2 separate regions of the Homo sapiens genome follow, and region 1 is linked to region 2. A link is a loop called in an ENCODE intact Hi-C map of the cell type or tissue named here. Cell type or tissue: tibial artery. All regions are shown on one strand.

Evidence for each region. A loop is a pair of places that touch in the nucleus more often than their neighbours do. Peaks named below come from ENCODE experiments on the same cell type or tissue, not always from the same donor. Only the 100,000 strongest peaks of a DNase experiment are listed, where the experiment ranks them.
Region 1: a loop joins it to region 2, with 1.8 times the contacts of the local background. A loop is called at or near these places in 11 of 110 quality-filtered maps.

The regions. Positions count from the first base shown.
Region 1 is chr2:47,001,284-47,009,283 of GRCh38, reverse strand. It overlaps TTC7A (tetratricopeptide repeat domain 7A), which reads right to left. Exons shown (of 20, transcript NM_020458.4): 9 at 3,225-3,362; 10 at 2,560-2,643. Among named protein-coding and RNA genes, the nearest start is that of TTC7A, 64 kb to the right of the region's middle. RefSeq lists enhancers at 2,072-2,968, 4,182-4,894 and a silencer at 6,546-6,711. In tibial artery, no CTCF peak of the experiment used is centred here; a DNase peak (open chromatin) is centred at 4,999; H3K27ac peaks cover 8,000 bases.
Region 2 is chr2:47,051,352-47,059,351 of GRCh38, reverse strand. TTC7A (tetratricopeptide repeat domain 7A) reads right to left here. Exons shown (of 20, transcript NM_020458.4): 18 at 7,472-7,606. Among named protein-coding and RNA genes, the nearest start is that of STPG4, 100 kb to the left of the region's middle. RefSeq lists enhancers at 1,414-1,503, 2,804-3,752 and a silencer at 7,499-7,705. In tibial artery, no CTCF peak of the experiment used is centred here; no DNase peak of the experiment used is centred here; H3K27ac peaks cover 6,457 bases.

The sequences.
Region 1 (8,000 bases), 50 kb after region 2:
CACAAGAGGGTGTTAGCAGGTGACCAGCTCCTGCAGGCTGGGAGACTCCACAGGGTGCCCAGAGTGGGCGGGTGCCAGGGTGCCTGAGGGGCTTGAAGGCACTGTCAGGCTATCTACCTCCTCCTGAGGCCCTGCCCTGGGAACACCACTCCAAGTCCCTCCCCAAGGCCCCTCCATCCACACCCCAGCAAGCCTCAGGCTTCTCCTCGGCCTCCTTCTCATGGCTGCTGAACTCTGGATCCTTGCCACACAGGGTTCTCTAACCCTGACCCTCTGCATTCCACCCCGTTCCACCCCACCCCCACGTACACCAAAAAACGCTGCTATTTAAGGAGCCATCTGAGGACTCAGCAGCCGGAGCAGCAGCTTTTTTTTTTTTTGTCATGCTGGTTACCTAGCAACACAGCCAATGCAATTGCCGCACAGAGAGCAAGAGAAGGAACGACCTAAATCATGTCACGGAACTCATCCATTATTCCTGCAGGTTCAACTACCCAGACTCACCTTCTGGAAGGCCTTTCGGGCATAATCACAGATACAGGCCCTTGATTCCACCTTAGGCTTTCAGCAAAGGCAAGGTCTGGCCACTCTTGAGGGCTGCCTGGGACAATCAGGCAGACTGATTTGGTGGGCAGGGTTCCCAAGGGGGGTGGAGAATGCTTTCCAGAACAATCTCCTGCTGCACCGAACACACAGTGTCTCCAGCCCATGAAGCCTCATGCATGGGCAACTGGCCAATCTTAACTCCCTGATGCAAGCCCACTCCCGGGGCCACCTTGCTGGTCTGTGAAGGAGCCAAGTCGCGAAACCAGCTCCCTGGATGCTGGGATGGTGCCAGGCTGTGTCTGGATCTCTCTGAGTCCAGCTAGTCAGAGGCAGAAGACTCCTTACCTCCCAGGCTATCACGACACCTTTGACTGAGCCTGGAGAGCGTCTAGGAGCCTCTCTCGGATTTAAAGCTAACTTGCACGTGCAGTGAATTTTTCTGAGCAGGAGTCCTCAGCTTCCCTTACCTCCTGAAAGGAGTCCAGGACCCACAGAAGGGTGCGAACCACTGCTCTGGCCCTAGGCCTCTCCCACCTGTACTCACTGTCCCAAGATTAGACGGGCTTTCTGTGTTTCCCAGAGGTAGGAAGAACCTGCCCATGCCACTGTGAGCTGTCTCCCCAGGCTCCATGGAAGATCCAGCCCCACCTCCTCCCGGCCCTGTCCCTACTACCCCAGGCTGACCGGTGCCTTCAACACCTTCCTGTCCCCATCCCCACGGCCAGCTCGTCTTTTCCAGCCCCTTCACCGTTGCCCACATTGTCTCCTTTGCCTGCAGTTCTGTAGGAGGGTTTCTCTCACTCTCTAACCCTTGGAGGGCCAGGGCCTTGCCCTGTGTTCTGAATTCTCCCTGAGCCTTGACAAGACCCTGCTGAGCACAGAGCCAAGGAGATCATGCTGTGACTTCAAGATGCTCTGTGAGGTGTCCGATGTGATGGGGGAGAGGAGAGAGGTTTGGAAAGACACATGCCCAGCAGATGGGGGTAGGGAAGGCTCCCCAGCAAGCCTCTCCCCGCACTCAGGCTGCAGCACCTGCTCCTCTTCCCCCTCCCTGCCAGGGCCTGGCCTGCCTCGGCTGCCGAGGCCCCGAGCTGGCTGGCACGCCCTTGATGCGTGGAGGAGGCACTGGCAAGCCAGGAGGGCCCTCCTCAGAGACGGCTGCGGGGCCAGAAATGGAACGTGGCACAGATGGGCCAGGGGGGCGAGGAATTCCCTCAGCCCCATGAAAGGGCTCTGGATATTTACAGCTCCTGGAACAATCTGCAAGCTCATGCCACCTTATTTCCTGCATTCATAGCATCCTCAGCCCCAACACCCTCAGAACTCAGCTCCAGAAAGGTTTTCCTTTCATGTCACTGCTTAAAATAGAGGCTTATGTAAGTATAATTCTGATCGGAGCAAAAAGCAGGGGTGATGGCACCGGAGCTGGGTGGATAGAGAGTGAACTCATGCCCGGTGCTCCTTGCTCCGGGCAGCGTCCCGCCAGGCCCTGTCCCCATGCAGGTGCTCCCAGCCCCATGCATCATGCAGTACTCCCTCCGAACTCCCTTGTGGGTGCTGCTGTTCTGCTCTGCCCTTTAAGCTTCCCCTCCGAGGCAAGTCTCCAGTCCACAAGCAGGCCATTTCCTGATGCTATGCTCAGTGGACAGGATGAGAACTACAGCCCACGTGGAACAATGTTCACTCACCTGGATGCACCTCATATCCACCACATGCAGTCACATTATTAGCTCTTCAGCACAGAGGATACAGTGCTCCCATGCATGTACGCACGCTCAGAGAAAAGCATCCACAGACTCACACCAGCACACCGGCACACTCACAGCTCGCACGTGGACAGGAATTCACACAAGGTGTCTGTGTGGCCCACCCCACGCCCCTCACTCTCCCGGAGGTTCAAACCAGCGGCAGGATAATACCCACCCACTCCCCTGGCCAGAAAAGCCCCTCTGTCCATCTCAGCAGAGCCCCCTGCGGGTGAGTGTGCAACCCCTAGCGCCCCCTGGGCCTTACCTTCCCACAAGCCACCATGGAGAGGGCCACCTGGTACCAAAGGTGAAATTCTCCAAACGCAAACTTCATGGCTCGCTCCAGGCACTGGGGAGGGGAGATAGTCAGCATTTACCCACCAGGGGTCCTCCCACCCCAGCCATCCGCACCCTTCCAGGGTAGTTACTGCCCAAGTCACCGCTTTTGGGAGGCTGCAGGAGGCCCGCACTTGGCTCCTGGGAGACACCCTGCCGAAACCCAGTTCCTGCCCCTGGCTTGCTGTGTGACCCTACTCAAGTCTCTCACCCTCTCAGGCCCTCAGTTCACCTCCTTAACATGTGAATGATCTCACAGGGTGATGGCAAAGAGCAAATGGAATAAGATTTGTGAAAGTGCTTTCAAAACGTAGACATGTAATAAAAATAGCAGCGAACATTTATTATTACTGTGCATGGCACTGTTCTCAGCCTTTCACATGCACTCTCCCCAACAACCTTGTCAGGTGGGTTCTCTAACTACCCATATTTCACCAATGAGGAAGCTGAGACTTGTACAACTTGCCGAGGTCAAAGCGGCAGAGCAGCCTGGCAGGGGAATGACAGGTGGAGAAGGGACAAATGGCTCTGTCTGATTTCCTTTACAGACCACCTGACTCCGGAGAGTGGGGTGGGCTGCATGGCCGGCCGTACCTCCGAGAGCATGACGTACTGTCCCCTTCTGCCCAACGTGATGCTCAGGAGGTCATAGATGGCTGCGGCATTCTGCAAGCTCACTGTCCGGTCCTCCTCCTGCTCCGGCACCCGGCTCAGCACCACATCTCGAGTTGCCTGTGGGTGGGACATTGTTTGGGAAAGAGTGAGGAGAGTAGATAAGCAGGTGTCTGTCTTCGCAGGGCCCCCACCTTGCTGGCCCAGCCGCTATCACCTTTTTGCCACTGCCCCAAGCCAGAAAGATGGCCACACTCCCAGAAATGGCCTTTTCCTATCTCCACAAAGGCCCTCTCCAAGAGAGAAAATCCTTCACCCTTAGCCCAGTTTAGGTGAGGGAGCAGTTCTGAGGGGTCAAGCTTCTGGTATTCAATTTGTTATTCTACAAAATTTCAAGCCTACAGAAAAGTTGCAAGAATAGTCTCATAACCGAAAACCCTTCCTCAATGTTCCTCTCTCTATATAACTATTATTGTCCAGGATCCAGTCCAGGATCATACCTTGTATTCAGGTGCCATGTCTCTTTAATCTCCCTGTATCTGGAAGCGGCCCTCCACCTTTCTCTCTCATGACACTGGCATTTTTGAGGAGCACAGGCCAGTCGTTTTATGGAACAGTCCCTGGTGTGTTTGCAATTCTCACAATTACAGCAAGAGTTTTGGCTAAGATGTGAAAGTGCCTGGATTGGGTAGGTGGCTCTGCTGCTTGACTCTTGGTGGGGAGGTTGGGCTGTGGCCCCCAGTGCCCTCTTCTCTTCCTCTTCAGCCTCTCAAGTAGCTTTGACAACGACATTCCCAGAGCCCCCCCCTCCCTTCCTCTCTGTGTCCAGCCCGGACCCTCTCCTGGCTCCTTCCAACCATGGAAACTCTCCTCCGTCCCTCCCCAGGGAGAGCTTCCCCACACTCAAGAACTCTGCTCTTGGCGTCCAGCGCCGAGGATTTCAGTAGCTCACAGAGTTGCCAGATGGCTGCTGGGGGTGGCGGTAGGAGAGGGAAAGGTGCTGTATGAGCGGGAAATTCTGTCTAATTCCAAGAGGGGAGCTCCTCATCACCAAGCCAGAAGCTCCCCATCAAGGATGTGGGACTCTTGTGTTCTTTGGTATGTGCAGATAGTCCCACCCCTCTGCCCACCTCTATACCCTGGGGGCAACACGCAGGCTGGGGGCAAAAGGTGGAAAGGGAGAAGCTCCTCAGCTGCAGGAGTCATGGGGGCCTCCAAGCAGCCACAGGGCAGGGACTTAGGCAGAGGACACTCTGGGGCCAGAAATGGTAACATATCCACCCCCACTCCAAGGGCTGTGCGGGAGCTGGGCAGAGCTGTGTTCTGGGCAGATGCTGCTGGGGGCCGCCCCCAGCATCCTCCCTTCTCCTGCTCATTCCCCTCTGCCAAATGGGGCTCTCTCCTGCATCTCCCTCCCTCTGTCTGAGCCTCCTTCTGTACAATAGTACTTGCCCTCCTCTGCTTCCATACACAGGACCTCAAGACCAAGGACTCAGCCTTCCTAACCGAATAAAAAGGAGCTGCCAGCCCTAAAAACCCAGATCTCCCTCATCAGAGCTACCCCATCCCTCCTATGCAGCAAGTGGGCCTCACAGCTTCCCTTGGGCAGGACTGCTCTCCCCTCCTCCAGGTGAGGCGCTGGAGGCAGAAGCCCAAGCCCCTGAGGCCTCCAGACCACAGGCTCTGGGTGTGTCCTGCAGCGCAGGGCTGGAGGGAGTCCTCCCAGAAGCCTCTGGAAGCCAAAACACCTCCAAGACCCAAGGAAGTGACTCACCCTGGGGGACAGCTCAGTCACTGAGAGACTGGTGGCCAGGGGTTCTGATGGCTGCCCTGTTGCCACAGTTGGTGAGTGCTGCCCATGCCCCCATGGACTTAGATGGCCCAGGAGAGGGTGCCGGGATGCCCGGAAATCCCGGCAAGGCTGAGCTCTGGAGTCAGCCTGTGGAACAGGAGCCACTCAGGAGCTCCAAAGGGTTGAAGGAGAGGAGTGGAGAAAGAAGGTGCCAAGAAATCCCCCTCCTTCCCAGTGAAGTCCACCCACACAGCCACCAACAGGAAGAGAGAAGAAATTCTAGGGAGAGGGTTGGCAGGAGCTAGTCCCCTGAGCCAACTAGGAATACAGCCCTCGTTCTGTCCCCGGCGATGTACTGACCCACTCCACCACCTCCAGCAGCTCCCCAGCTCTGGCCACCCAGGGTGGGGACCCACAGGGGCGGCCTCCAACAGGCAAGAGTGGCTCGGGTGTGAGAGGACGGGGGCACAGAGGCCCTGCCCATGGGGAGAACAGGAAGGAGCAGCATTATAGGATGCACATCCCCGAGTGGAGGCTGACCTGGAATTCTGGTGGAAGCAAGAGGTTATGATGGGAGCGGGTGGAGCCAGGCAGTCTGCAGGGGTGGGAAGAAGCTTGGCTGGGCACATCCAGGGTCTGGGGACCCTCCTGCCTGTCTGTGCAGACCAATCTTGTTCAGGGGATAGTGGGCTGCGAGCCATCACTATGGCCATCAGGATAAAATCTAAACTCCTTTCTGGGGCAGCCTAACTGGCGGGCTTCTCTCCAGTGACATGGAACCCCTTGCTGGTCCCTACAGTCACCATGGCCCATCTTCGGTCATGCTGCAGTTCCCTCTATCAACCTGGACACCTTCTACCTCCTCACAACCCCATTCAGGACCACCCTCTTACAGCACCATCCCTAACTCATCTCACCAGGAGAGGTCAGGCCTCTCCTGTCCTCCCCCAACCCAGCCCATGCCTCAGCTCACATGCCCCCGTCTGGTTCACCAGTTCTTGCTCATGGCTAGACTCCTGGCCCCAGGCACAGCCTCACGCACAGAACTTGACTCAACCTGCAGGGTGTGACACTCAGGAGAGAAAGACTCTGGGCCTGGAGTGGAAACCTCCCCCTGTCCACCCTAGACCTTGACCTTTAAGAGAACAGTGTCTGAATTTGTGTCTGGCAGAGGGAGGGGTGGATTTTCAGAACCGGGCGTTAATTAGGTCAGAAGAATAGGAACAGAAGAGAGGAGCATACTAGCAGCAGCGGCAGCAGCAGCAGCACAAATCCTCAGGCTGGTGATAGGCCCTCAATAGGCAGGCAGCCAGGAAGGCTCCCTGGGGGTCCTAGGGACTGGTGCGAACTGGGGCCTGTGCAAGAGAGGGCTGTGATTCCCCAGCCAGAAGCAGAAGTGGGCTGAGTGGTTACTATGGCTTTGGGGCAGGGCCGAAGTGAAATATTCCTGGTGGTTGCTGGGCAGTGCCTGTGTGTGTAACCATGGCAACAGGGAGGGGTAGGGGGAAATGGGACAGAGAAAAGGCAGGCATGGGGGCTGGTGGGTAAGCCACAGCAGAACAGAATTAATGTGCAGCTCAGGGGCCAGGGCTAGCCTCTGAGGCCAGGGCCTCAGACACTATGGGAGCATCAGTTCCTTCCCAGCACCCCCAGCTGTCCTGCTCCCTCCTCCCTGGCTCACTGCCCTCAGGCCACATGGTGTACCCCCATGCTCTGGGAGTAGCTCTGACCTAGTCCCAGCCACACTCTTTCCCTTCCACCATTGAAGTGGCCTCAGAATCCTGCTTTCTTTCATTAGAAAATCCTCTAGATCAAATGCAGTAACAGATGTGAATGCACTTGTGACCCTTAAAGTAATACATGAACATTAAATCTTCTCACCGTCTCTTCCTCACTGTTCTTAGAATAATGGCAGAATGTTCTCCTCTGGTTTCTCCCTGCCTAGTGTGCACTGCCATAACCCCCACACCCACCCCAAGGCTGCCCAGCGCTGGGGATGCACTGCTCCGTTTAATCCATGCATTTAATCCCAGGATTTAAACCTAGGGCTTGTGTAGTTGTCCTGCTCCTAGCCTTTGTCCTTCCGGCTGTTCTCCTAGGGTAGCCCCTCCTCAATTAAAGAACATTCACTGCAAGCCTTCTGGCAGGTCAGAAGAGGAGAAGCCAAAGAAACAACGCTAGTCCCCATACACCCATCACCCAACAGCTCAGCACTGCTAGCATAACACATTTCTGGTCTTTGACCAAGTATCCATGAAGCAAACATGGGACCTTAGGGAAAGGCCTCAGGCAGGCTGGCCCATGAGAAACCCAAGGCAGGGACTACTCTTGGTCAAACAGCCAGCCCTATGCGTGTGACATGCATTACTCTTTTTTTTTTTTTTTTTTTTGAGACAGAGTCTCGCTCTTGTTGCCCAGGTTGGAGAGCAGTGGTGTGGTCTCGGCTCACTGCAACCTCCGCCTCCTGGGTTCAAGCAATTTTCCTGCCTCAGCCTCCCAAGTAGTTGGGATTACAGGCACCCACCACCACGCCTGGCTAATTTTTTTGTATTTCTAGTAGAGACGGGGCTTCACCATGTTGGCTAGGTTGGTCTTGAACCCCTGACCTCAAGTGATCCGCCCGCCTCGGCCTCCCAAAGTGCTGGGATTACAGGCGTGAGCCACCGCTCCCGGCCTGCATTACTCCTTTAGAAGCTGAATTGTCACATCCACCGTCTCATCTGGCCTCACAGTAACCCTGGGCAGGGATGAAACCACTGACCACCCCCCACCCTCTGCAGATGAGGACACTGAGCCCCAGAAGATGAACTACCTTGCATAAGGTCCCAGGGAGCTGAGGCTGAACCACCCCCCATTCCCTCAGTCGGCCAGTCTGGGACTGCTGCTGCTTGCCTGAGCTCTAGCTGCCTGGGGGCTCCTCTGCCAGCTTTTTCCAACCTAGTAAGATACAAGACTAGTCCTGATCC
Region 2 (8,000 bases):
GGTGCTATAATCCATACTTAAAAAATGCAGGTGGCTGGGCTACAGGCTCACGCCTGTAGTCCCAGCACTTTGGGAGGCCAAGGCGGGTAGATCACGAGGTCAGGAGTTCAAGACCAGCCTGGCCAGGATGGTGAAACCCCGTCTCTAGTAAAAATACAAAAAAATTAGCTGGGCATGGTGGTGGGTGCCTGTGGTCCCAGGTACTTGGGAGGCTGAGGCAGAGAGTTCATTGAATCTGGGAGGCGGAGGTTGTGGTGAGCTGCGATCGCGCCACTGTGCTCCAGCCTGGGCGACAGAGTGAGACTCCATCTCAAAAAAAAAAAAAAAAAAAAAAAAAAAAAAGCAGGCTTAGGAGGTGAGGACCCCACTCCATTCCCTCACTGAGAAAGGGCAAAGCCAGGGCTGGACTCCCAAGCAGTTCTGTGGCCTCCCTCCAAAGCAGACACACACCCCTTTGGGCCAGCAGGCAGGGGAGGATCTGTCCTGCAACCAGAGGAGTAGGAAATGGGGCAGTTTCTCCAACCCAGGCCAGCCCCCACACACACACATTTCAGACCCACGTGGCACAGGCACACCCCACGGTAGGCACTTTAGGAGACGCGGCTCTTCGGCCTCACTGGGCACTCAGCCTTTGTCCAAAGCAGCCCCCAGGCTTGGCTGCCCACTCCTGGGGCTGAGCCTATGCTGAAGGCACAGAAGGATCAAGACACAGATGAGGAACGCAGAAGGGCCAGCAGAGTCTGACTTGTGGTTTTGCCAAGAACCCTGCCTAGCAAAAGCTGACAGCTGAGGTTACCCTAGTTCAGATTATGTCTGGGGTGGGATAGAGAACAGAGATGCCCAAGGGAAGCTCCCAGAAAGAGGTGGAGAAACCAGGCCCAGACATTCCCTCTTCCTGTCCCAGTAGGCAGCAGGAGAGGCCTAACTAAAACCTTGACTGCAACACAGGCACTGGGGTACTTAGCACGAGCATTGCCTAAGGTTCATTGTGCAACCCGAGTAGCCTGCCACATCCTAAAATACAACGCTTTCTGAGTGAGAGGACTCTGGTTTTTCTCTAGTGGAGATGAGAACTTGGGAGGATCAGAGAATTAAACACAGAGAAGCCAGGCTTCCTGGATATGGGAGAGAAATGCGGGCTCTAGTCCCTGGGGACAGCCTGAAATGGAGATTCCCAAGGCAGAGAGCAGAGGAAATGGGGTCTTTGAACCCAGGGGCAGATGGCTGGTAGGGGGAGGGGTCAGAGATTTGGCTCTCTCAGCCTCAGCTCTCCCTCTCCGCTTTGCTGTTGAGCTGCTGCTGGGGCATCTGAACAGGCTGCCCTCATAACTGAGTGCTTAACATACAACTTTTGAGTACTGACTATGTGCCTGGTCTCCCCACAAGGAGGAGAAAGAGTGGGGACAGGAGTGGGAGCAGCTGAGCCACTAAACCACTTCAGAGACCAGGACAGTGGAATGACAAGTGCCACATCTGAGTGTTATGGGCACTCAAGAGGGGCTAGGTCGATGCTGCTGGTGTGGTCAGGGAAGTCTTCCTGAGGGAGGAGGCATTGGAGCTGGAGCCTGAAGGCTGCAGAGGCCTTTGGACTAAGAGGACAAGGAAGATGGGCTGGGCTCCACTGTGGCAGAATCCCCCAGGGTCACGAGAGAGGAGAAGCAGAAGGAAGTGTGTGGGTGTGACTTTTGCAGGGTGGCTGCTTCCTCCATCGCCAGAAGCTCAGTTTAGCTGAGGGCCCAGGAGTCAAGCTCCCCACTCCCCTGGTCTACTTGGCCCTGGCACAGCTGATTAAGCTGTTTACAACTTGCTGCGCTGTCTCCAGAGGCTGCCCCTTGTCCCTCCCTTGGGGACCCCTCATAGTGTATTCACATCAACAGATTTTAATTAGAGGGTACCCCACCCAATCCCAATCCCTCTTGCCTCGGGGCCCTGGTTCTTCCAGAGGCCAGGGCCTTGCTGGGCTGGCCACACACCAGAGAGCACGCCCTGAAGAACCGTTAGGGCTGCTCCACTGATGGGCTCCATTCCCAGTTAGACAGGAAACCAGAAGACACAGACCAGAGCCCAAGCAGGGAAGCCTCCTGAAGGCTTCTGGCAGCCTGGCAGACAGTGCCCAGCAGGGCCAGCCTCCAGGGTAGGCCTCTGACCTGCACACAGGCCCAAAGGTCTGGGGTGACAATGCACTGCCCCTTGCTAGTCTCAGTGTCCCTGAGCAGATGCCTTCGGCTCCTGCTCGACGCTTTGCTAGCCATGGTCAGATAGCTGCAGTAGCCCTGGGGCGCCGCATCCACCCACGGCCCTGATCCTTCCCAGCCTGGCCGTGGCTGCCAGGACCCAGTGGTGCCCACATCCATCCCAGCATCCCCTGGCCAGGGCACCACATTTTCCTTGAATTTTCATTGTCGAGGTCATCATCCAGCACACGGGGCTGGATGGGGGGGAGGGGTCAGAGATTTGGGCACACGGTGCCCCTGCTGCACCCTCAGCGTCAAGGGGCCCCTCCATTCCTTCATGCTGTCTTCCCCTTTCTGATTTTCCCTCTGCTCTCATCATCCTCCTGCCTACCCCCTGACCTCTTCTCTTGCTTGTCTGTCTCCGGTTTTCCTCCTCTTCCCTCCATCTCTCTCCACCCCCTCTCCTCTGTGCTTTCTCTCGGCAGGCTACAAATGGAAAACATCTGTTCCCTGGAGCTTTGCAAGAGGCCCTTTTATTATTTTTTTGAGGCATCCTGGTCTAACCCTGCACCCAGAGCTGGTTCCAGTCTTCCTGCCAAAGCCGAGGCTCTCCCACCCCGGGCAGGGGGATGGGCCCACTTTCCATGGGCTATTTCCACACCCCCTTTGCAGGGAGGGCCTTGCCCGCAGGCTGGCCCTGTGCTAATGAGCAGGGTACAGAGAGCCTGGGCCCACCCCCAAGGCCTCTTAGGGCTTCTCCAGGTGAGTGTGCTTCCTACAGAGACCCTCCCCCAGACTTCAGAGAGGTGAGCCACAGGGCAGGAGAGAAATAGGTTAGTCCCCCCAAAAGAATTCACCATGGCTAGCCTTGACCCTCAGTGGGGGCCATTTGGGTGACCCAAAGGAAATAAGCATCAGACACTCAGAGCATATAAATGCCCAGAAAAAGAAGGAAGGTGGGGAGAGGGCAAGGGAGGAAGGAGAGTGAAGATCAAGGGGACTAGAATGGAGAACGCCCAGGCCAACACAGGGAATCCAAAGGTCTCCAGGGAGTTCTCAGGTTGGTCTGAGACCCTCCATCCCTGGGACCTAGAGGGCACAAGGCAGTCAGGGGCTGCATGGGCCTGTCCTGAGAGTGGCCTCGCTGACTCGGGAAGCTGGGAGGAGGGAAGAAAAAGCTGGAGCCAGGGAAGAGGAGGACGTGGGAAGAAGGCACTGAATGAAGACAGGAGGGGGGCAGGAAGGATGACAAAGAGTAGAGGAGCATGTAGGACCAAGGGTGAGCGCCAGCTTCTCCCTGGACTATGGCTTCATCATAAACACCCGCTTCAGCCACAGCGCTGGCCACCCCACCCCAGCCCCCCAAGTCTGCCCAGGAGACACCTGGGGTGGCCTCCAACTGCGGGCCAGAGCACCGGCACCAGACCACAGGAGTCTGGCACTGGGGAGCTGAGACTCAGGCCAGCTTCCCCTAAACCTGGAGAAAGCCCAGAGCTACCCATGAGCCCTTGGACCTCCAGGGTAGGGGCACTCTCCCTACATGCGTCTCCTGCTCTGGCCCACTGTCAGCTCCCAGAGCCGTGACCTGGGATCATGGGGGTCATGGGGGATGAAGGGGTAGTTCTTGCTTTTAGGGAAAGCACCTCTCTCAACACTCAGATCCTGGAGCATCTATGGGACTCTGTGCCTCTCCCACTCTCACACAGACCCGCTGCCCAAGAGGCATTGCCCTGCAGCCCGTCTCTCAAGTGGGTACCATTCATCAGCTTCTCGCACTGGACTGGAATTGGAAGGAGGCTTGAAGAAGGGAGGAGAGGAGGGCAAGAGTTGAGAGAGGAAGGCTACGACAGTCTCTTTGAATTCAACCAAAGAGTGAATTCACGATGGAACTTACTGCCATACAGATTGGGATGCAATTTATCTTGAACCAAACCAGGGGGATTAGCTCCTTCCAAAATGATCAAGGCATCTTTTTCCCTTCCTGCAAATTTGCTGCAGCTGGTGGAGTCATTAGGCAGGGTTTGGCGGGGGGATGCTGATTGTATTCTTAGCCTGGGTCAGGTGGGGGAGGCGGTTTAGGGAGATCATTGCCCTGGTGATCTGGTCCTGGCAGCCCTCCATTCAACAGGTGCTTGGTAGATGCTTGCTAGTGATGATGGCAGCCAGGGGAGGGGAGAGGGCTCAGGGGGTGCAAATTACCCTGGAATTCTCTCATGCTCAGAATGAAAGAACTAGGACACCTTCTCATGTTCCTTTCCTGGCCGTGGCGGTTGTGCACCAGTCACCAGTGTATTCTCCCCTTCTTCTAGCAGGATAGATCCCCTGACTTTTTTTTTTTTTTTGAGACAGGGTCTCACTCCCATTGCCCAGGCTGGCATGCAGTGGCACAGTCTCAGTTCACTGCAGCCTCGACTTCCTAGGCTCAAGTGATCCTCCCACCTCAGCCTCCAGAGCAGCTGGGACTACAGGCATGCACCACCATGCCCAGATAATTTTTTTGTATTTTTAGTAGAGATGGGGTTTTACCATGTTGCCTGGGTTGGTCTTGAACTCCTGGGCTCAAGTCGTCTGCCTGCCTCGGCCTCCCAAAGTGCTCGGATTACGGGCATGAGCCACCGCACCCGGCCTGATCCCCTGACTTTTAATGGGACACCCAGAATAATGACATCTGCCAGAGCCCTCGGCAGTTAGGGGCAGTCAAATAACTAAGTTCTGGCCAATGGATCATGAGGGGAGGTGATGTGTGCCAATTCCAGGACATGTCCTTATAGGGAAGGGGGTGCCTTTCTTCCTTGTAAATCGTTTGCCTTGGAATGTGAATGTGGCAGAGAGCCATCCTGGACCACATGGACGACAGTGATACCCTAGGGACAGAAGAGTCGCTGTCCCAGTCAAGGCTGTCATCTGTAAACTGTAAACTGTTACATGAGAAAGAAATAAGCACCCACCTTGTGCAAGACACTGCTATTTTGGATCTGCTACATGCACCCAAACTGGTCTCCTAATACTACACTGCCTGACCCTGATGCAGCGCCACATTCAAAGCATTCAGATGCTGTTCTCGGAGTTCTCTTCTGTGGAGTGAATATCTAAGACAATGACCAAAGAAGAAAGGCTCATGTGCAAATGACTGAAAGGCATGTGTTTCTCTTGACATTCCCAAGTCTAATTACTGGCTTCAGGAGGGCCTTTAACCTTACTTGGAGTTATCAGCACATGCTAACATCCCTAGTATAAAGCAATATACAACCTGAGAACTGCAAGCAAGCTTGTGATGATGGTAGTAAACAAACAAGACAAATCAGGCCGGGCGCAGTGGCTCACGCCTGTAATCCCAGCACTTTGGTGGGCCACGGCGGGCAGATCACTGAGGTGAGGAGTTCGAAACCAGTGTGGCCAACATGGTGAAACCCTGTCTGTACTAAAAATACAAAAAAAATTAGCCGGGCACGGTGGCACACACCTGTAGTCCCAGCTACTCAGGAGGCTGAGGTGGGAGAATCACTTGAACCTGGGAGGTGGAGGTTGCAGTGAGCTGAGATTGCACCACTGCACTCCAGCCTGGGCCACAGAGTGAGACTCTGCCTCAAAAAACCAACCAACCAACCAACCAACCAACCAACCAACCAACCAAACAAACAAACAAAAAAACCCACCAAAAACCCGCCCACCAAAACCAAGGCAAATCATTCAAACAAAGGCCTGGGAGCTCTGGTACAGGCAACCCACAACTGCAGAATCTGATCACTGTGTTACGCTGCATTCCTTAAAGCTGGTGAAGCCCCCATCATGGGTGCGAAGCTGTGGGGGCTGGGGCTCCATGCGGCCCCTTGGAAGTTGGAAGTCATTATTTTAGTCTTAGAAGTCATTAGAATCTTAGAAGACGACGGGAACCTTTGCCTAAGGCGAGGCCTTGTTTATTATTCCTCTGGATTTTTCAACATCCCTCTTCCTACTTAAAACCCAACAAGCTGACTGTGGAGCAAGTGCAGCCTCCGCCCACCCCCAGCATCCGAAGGGACCCCGAGATGCTAACTGGGACAGTTTCTGCATTGTTAAAGTGCTCCCATGTCTAGCCTTCCTGTGAATCCTATCCAATGTTTTTTGCAGATTCAGAACCTACAGTGGGGAGAGTGGGGGCGTACTGCATACTAATGTGCCGTATGTGAGGAACATGCAGTGGGAAACCTTAGATTCTCAGCTAACAAGCATATTCGGACTCTGACTTACCAAATCCCCATGTCCCAGTAAGAGATCATCAACTTTCGGTTTCTTCTCCAACTCCCCCCCTGGGGACAATAGCACACCCCCATGATGGAGAAGGAGCAGAGAGGAGGGTAATCAGAGAAAATGCAAGAGGTACTCCTGGGCCCAGAACTTCACGTGGGCAGCTCTAGGCCAAGGGGTTGTGTTGGCCTGGGGTACTTTAGGGGTCCATTTAGCCTATCCTCCTCCTCTGTCTTCTGCTGCCATTTTATTTCATTCAGGCACTTGTCATCTTTGGCTTTGGCTCTCTCTCTTTCCACTCTGATCTACCTCTCACACTACTGTCAGGGTAAATTTTCAAAACTCTTGGCAGCGAGTCCCTCCCGGGCATTCATAAGCCGGTGTTAAGACACTCGCTGTCCGTGGGGCCATGCTGCCTCTTCCTCCACCATGACTGCCATGGACGAGACGGAAGCCAAACACCTTTTGCTGAGCACTTGTAATGGCCACCCTGACTGTGTCACACATTGGCTCGTTTCAGATCAGGGCTAGCCAGCTGTGGGCTGCTTTCAGAACCCAGGTCTGTGGAACTCTGGAGCCAGGCTTCCTACAGCCTGCCTCCCCAACACTGGCTGGCCTTCAGACGCCTGGTGGCAATGGTATCACTTAGTTACCAAGAGGGACTGTCACCTGAATGGCAACCTCAAAGTTACCAGTCTTTCCTCCATCTTCAATGAATTCTACCCCCAGCCCTCTCTTTCTTGGGGCCTCCACACCTCCCCTCTCTGAGCTCTCCAGGGTTTGAAGCCTGTTTTTGAGACTGAGACAACTGTCCATCTGTGTGGCCTCTCAGGACCTCCAATCCTCTCACGTTTGGGCTTGCTGCCAGAGAAGCTCTCCCAGGCAGGAAGGCAGACACCATCTCCACTGGGCAGAGAAGGAGACCCACAGCCAGAGGCGAGGACTCTGTAACCCGCGTGGGCCTAGCAAGGTGTCCCCACCTCCCCACACTCCCTTCTCCAGGACAGGGCTCTGAGAGCATGGGTGGCCTGCAGACAGGCTGTGTGTGTCACTGGGACCAGGGCACTCACCAGCCTGCAGCCAGATCTGTTCCAGCGTGGTCCACAGCTGCATGGGGCCCTGCTTCAGGACCGAAGAGGGCATAGTCAGCTCTGACATGGCCTCCTCCAGCCGGGAGGCGGCGATGGACGAAGCCCGCCGGGAGCCTGCAGAGCAAGAGGGCACGAGCCGAGCAGTGGTCAGAGGTCCACACGTTGCAGGCCCCAGGAGCAGTCATTGCCCAGCACCATGGGGAGACAGGGCACCCTGAATCAGGGTAGGGTGGTGCGGCTGGGCAGCCAGAAAGCAGCTCACAGACCCACTAGGGAGGGCCCACTATGTCCTCTCACCCACAGCTGGGGAGGGGAGCTCTTTGGAGGAAAATCAGGCAGAGATCCCACTAGGATCTATTCCTGGGAAAACAATAATGTCAGCAAAGATGCTCTTTACGTGAACACAACAGAAATAACCTCAGTGTCCAACAATAGGGATTGATTAAAAATAAGTGGGGGTATAATCATCCCAGACTCTGCGATCATTAAAATAACAAAATACAAATAC